Linked DNA regions of Mus musculus: region 2 is linked to region 1. The links are chromatin loops, found by intact Hi-C in ENCODE. Cell type or tissue: heart. All regions are shown on one strand.

Region 1 (2,500 bases):
TACAACCCCAGGCTGAGAACTGCTAGGTGAAAACATTCATTAGAACAGAGCCCTCTAGGCTTTAGAAACTAGAGATGCACTTCACTAGCCTAGATGTGTCTCGGGTCATGAAGTAATAAGATCCACAGCCACGGGCTCAGGAATTTTCTCTATCATTCCCAGGACTGAAACAGGTGGAGACAGGAATGAACCTTGGCGCTGTCAGGAGCAGAGTGTTTGAGGCACCCCCCAAAGAAGAGAGATTTCAAATAGCTTTTTAAAAACTTGTTTCTGCCTGGCACAGGGTTATAAAATATCAAGATGGTGGTGTCTAAACCCAAGCTCTTGTCTGCAGGTATCAACTTGAAGTGGAAGTGGCATTGATGGCCTGTCTATACTGCCCTTTCTCTACAGCCTGGCAACTTAGAGGAGAAACATCTCAGGTAGGAGAAAGAGAGACAAGGGGAGGGGGATAGGAGAGAATTTTTGATTGAGCATCTGTCTGGGGGGATTCTGTGGACTTGAAGCTTGACTTTCAGATCGATTGCCTGTTATGTGCATCATGTGCAATGGCTGACATATATTCTGTGGCCTTTCTAGCAATTGGTGACTTTTCTAAAGTTAGGTTCCCTTGCTCTTCCTCTGTCCTCACAGGCCCTAAATTTATTTTTAGCCTTGTTTACAAAGCTTGTAAACACACACACACACTCACACTCATCCCACATCACAAACCACACACCCGCTCTGGTCAAAGATGCTCCTGTCAGACCATGAGGCTGACCACAGCATGGAACACTGGGAAATCAAGCTACTTAAGAAAACTGGCAAAAAAAAAAAGGGGGGGGGGTTACTCAGCAAATAACGTTTTAAATTGGTCATTTTATTAAGAATTGTCAGGAAGACAAATTAATATAAAGTAGCTTTAGGAAGAAACTCAAATGTCTGAGTCCCCTGCTTAAACCAGAAACGGTATGGTTTGAGGCAGGAGGCTGGAAAGGGGAAATGGACTGGAGGAACCAGAAACAACCTCTATGTGATCAAGCCAGATCTCTTGACACTGCCTAGGCTCAGCCATCCTAGGACCCTACCAAGTCCCAGAGCAGCGGTCTATGGCCCACAGGGGTTGTGATTTCCTGTACCAGGTGCTACAGCGTGCACCATGCAAATGGAGGGACTGGCTCAGCTCAGCTGTAAGAGGCCCAGACATACAAAACTTGCTCCAGAGAGCAGTGAGGCTCCAAGGTCCTTCCCACAGACTTGGAAGGAGTAACAAAGGTACTTGTGAAGGGATAGCAGACACCTGGCCGAGCTTCCCGGAAGGCTTGTGGAACCCTGGTGCCATCTGATGGCCACGGTGGGGAATGAATAGGAGACAGGAGCTGGACTGCTTTGGGTGGACCCCGAAGATGGCTTTCAGCTCTGAAAGTGTTTGACTTGACAGGTTTAAGCCCAGAGTCCCACAGCGCTGAAGTGACTAGTGCGCCAGATAGAGATCTGCTCCTCCAGGAAGTCTTTGGATGGTCTAACCCTGTCGGTTCGGTTAGGTGTGGCTGGGGGTGGAGGGTGGGTTAGGTTTTTATACAGCATTAGAGAATACAGAAGTGAGGTAGGGCAGACTGGGAGGTGTTCCAGGCCAGAGCGCGAAGGACAGCATTGAGTCAGGTAAGCCGTGGTCCTGAAGCATGAATGGCTGTATATGGGTGGACCGCTGGTTGGTGGTATAGGGATGGCATGTAGATTTCCTTTCCCCTCTGAAGCCCTGTCATCCTGCCTTCCTCTCGTCTACCTCTCTCTTTTTCTCCCATCTGTCTTAGGGTTTCTATTCCTACACAAAACATCATGACCAAGGAGCAAGTTGGCGAGCAAAGGGTTTAATTCAGCTTACAGTTCCACATTGCTGTTCATCACCAAAGGAAGTCAGGACTGGAACTCAAGCAGGTCAGGAAGCAGAAGCCATGGAGGGATGTTCTTTACTGGCTTGCTTCCCCTGGCTTGCTCAGCTTGCTTTCTTATTGAATCCAGGACTACCAGCCCAGGGACGGCACCACCCACAATGGTCCCTCCCACCCTTGATCACTACTTGAGAAAATGCCTTATAACTGGATCTCATGGAGGCATTTCCTCAAGGGACTCTCCTTTCTCTGTGATAACTCCAGTTTGTGTCAAGTTGACACATGAAACCAGCTAGTACACCCTCTTATCTGAGCCTTTGACTGGAAGGAAAGCAAATTTAAATCCATAAAGATAAGACAGACTCTCAGTTCTCTTTCTGTAACGGTTATTCATGAAAAATAAAATAAAATAAATGCCAATGTCAATCTCCCAGAAATAATTTGGGGCCACCTTTTTGTAGATTTCCAGGCAGCAGGTTGTTTCAAGGGACGTAAGACTCTACATCTTAGCCAAGAAAGCAGTTCCTTTTTAAAGGAACCTTTGTAGTCTTTAGGTCCCTTGACGTGGTCGGGGCTGCTGTGGGAGGGCTTAGAGGCTATTATACAGCAGCCATTGCTCTATGGAGGGT
Region 2 (2,500 bases), 190 kb before region 1:
ATTTTGGCTGGGTACAGCCTTCTGGTTGGTCAGTGCTTTCCTTGGTACCAGGAAACTCTCCCACCATTCTCTCCTGGGGTGCTCAGACAACATGAGTATTCTGCAGTCTGTCCACTTCTTTTCTCTCCGTGCTTTGAAGATTTTCTCATGGTCTTTGACCTTTGAAAGCATGATTATAATGTCTTGGGGGTCCACTAGGGTCTATATTTGAATATTTGTATCTTCCTTTGTTTGGGAAATTTTCTGCTATTATCTCTTTGAGTAAGCTCCCTTTGACTTCCAGAGGACTTTGAACTGCAATAATCCATATTTTTCTTTTTTGCCTTTAGTGTGACCCCAACATTCTCCCAATTTCTTCATTCTTCTTCACTCTTTTCTTTAATAAGTCTGAATTCAGCCTCACCCACTTTTCCTTTGATATATTTAATACTGGTGCTTTTTTCAACATTTGTTATTTCACTTAATTTACTTATTTAAATGTATTTCCAGTTCAAAGATTTTTGTTTAATTTAAAAAGAGTGACTACTATTTCTTTACTAAGTTTCTCTATTAGAGTATTGAGGGTATGTGTGTGTGTGTGTGTTTTCTTGAACTTGTCTGGCTTCCTTAACTGTTTTTATTAGTTACCTTTTTGGTTGCTGTGATAAAATACCATGTGCAAGGAAACTTATATTAGAAAGATTTTATTTGGACTCATGGTTCCAGAGGGATCAGATCCAGTCATGGCAGAAGCTATGGTAGCAAGTAGCAGACAGGATAGCAACAGCAGGAAGCTGAGCACACATCTTTAAATGTTAGCAAACTGAAAGTACAATGGAGCTCTATACCCTCAAAGGCTTCCCTTTCCTTTGATGGTCTCCTTCCAGCACTTCCAAGCCTGCCCCAACAGCGCCACCAACTGGAGACCACGTGTTCAGACACCGGAGCCTGTGGGGGACATTTCTCATTCAAACCACTGCACAGCTGCTCTAAACCTCCACTTTAGGCTTTATCCCTGTTGGTTATGACTGATTTCTGTACCTCATTTTCACTCTTAGATGGGGTCATGGATCATTGAAATTTTCCCCCTTCCCCCAGCTTTGGAAAAATTTAAATTAACGCATATTTCTAGTACATAGAAATGGGATTCACTGGCCTTTCCATACATGAAATCAGGTATTGATCATATCTGTTTTCTACTTACTGCCTTTGTTCCTTTCTCTTCCCTTTCTTCTAGCTTCTTTATCAATTCCTAATCATCTCTTTTTACTGGAAGTTCTTAATGTTGCTCAGTGTGCAATGCAATCTGTGCATTAAAATCCTGCATTTATTGAAGTCTGTGCTTTCTTTTCCAGAAATTCTAAGCAGACTGATTATTTCCTCCGACATTGTTGTCACCCCTACAATCTCAGCACTTGCTGTCACCCCAAGACCGGGTTTGCCATAAGGATACTTTTGTCTGTTATCACCGTTTCAACACTAGAGGGCGACCCAAACCCAGCTTTGTCTTAGACCTTCTGTTGGTGCATTGTTTAGAATGAACTGTGAATGAGTGTCTACACCTCTCTGTGCCTCCCTCAGATAAGGGTGACCCAGGCATGTCATCCAGAGTCACTGCTAGCCAGGTTCTCCAGTGTACTGTTTGGTTAAGGCAGACTCACTGTGAGTCAAGCATTGCAATGCCATTTCTTGAATACAAAGATCACCACAGCACTAGTGCAGGACCAGTGATGGGAGAAAAATGAAGCATATGAAATGAATCAGAATAAGGAAAGAATAGTTGAAGAGATCCTGGATCTCAAAGGCAGTGGCAAGATACTTGAAAATGTCAGGGAAGAAGGTGGGTGGGGTCCAGGACAAGAAGCCAAACTGAACACAGCTGTACATTTAGCAGCCTCCTGAAAGAGACCCAAAAGCCACAAGCAAGCAGCTATTCTCATTTCTGGTAAAGTAGACTTGAATTTCAAACTACAGAGATGTGAAAAGGGTGATGGTCATACGTTAATAAAGGGGCTGATGCCTCAAGAGGAATTCCACAATCGTGAACATCTAGGCAATGAAAGAGTTCTCAATGTCATCAAATGCACTAAGCAAGCATGACAGTTCAGGTAGACTCTGATACGACCATGGAGAGAGACTTGAATACCCCATGATCATCTTTAGGTAAGTCATCCAAACTCAATCTCAGCAAAGACACCTTAGAGTGAAATTATCCTATAGATCAAAAGGCTCTAATATTTCTAAAGAATATCCCATCTAACAGATAGGGAATAGAGATTATTCACCGTGGCACATGGAGTTTTTTCTAAAATTGATCATACTATAAGTCACAAAGTAAGTCTTAAGAAATTTTTTAAAAATGGAATGAACCATGTTTTTTTTTATTAAACCATAGAACAAAACTTGAAAGTAACAGCAATAGAAACAATAGAACTACAAAAGCTGCAAACAAATAGCACACTTCTGAACAAACAGAAGGTGCCGAAGAAATCAAGGAGGAAATTCTAGAATTCCTAGAATT

What was found. A loop is a pair of places that touch in the nucleus more often than their neighbours do. Peaks named below come from ENCODE experiments on the same cell type or tissue, not always from the same donor. Only the 100,000 strongest peaks of a DNase experiment are listed, where the experiment ranks them.
Region 2: a loop joins it to region 1, with 27 times the contacts of the local background. A loop is called at or near these places in 20 of 42 quality-filtered maps.

Annotation. Positions count from the first base shown.
Region 1 is chr8:23,530,627-23,533,126 of GRCm38, forward strand. No RefSeq gene overlaps it. Among named protein-coding and RNA genes, the nearest start is that of 4930413E20Rik, 2.6 kb to the right of the region's middle. In heart, a CTCF peak has its summit at 1,319 (motif pointing left); no DNase peak of the experiment used is centred here; H3K27ac peaks cover 427 bases.
Region 2 is chr8:23,342,889-23,345,388 of GRCm38, forward strand. No RefSeq gene overlaps it. Among named protein-coding and RNA genes, the nearest start is that of Gm24335, 54 kb to the left of the region's middle. In heart, a CTCF peak has its summit at 1,467 (motif pointing right); no DNase peak of the experiment used is centred here.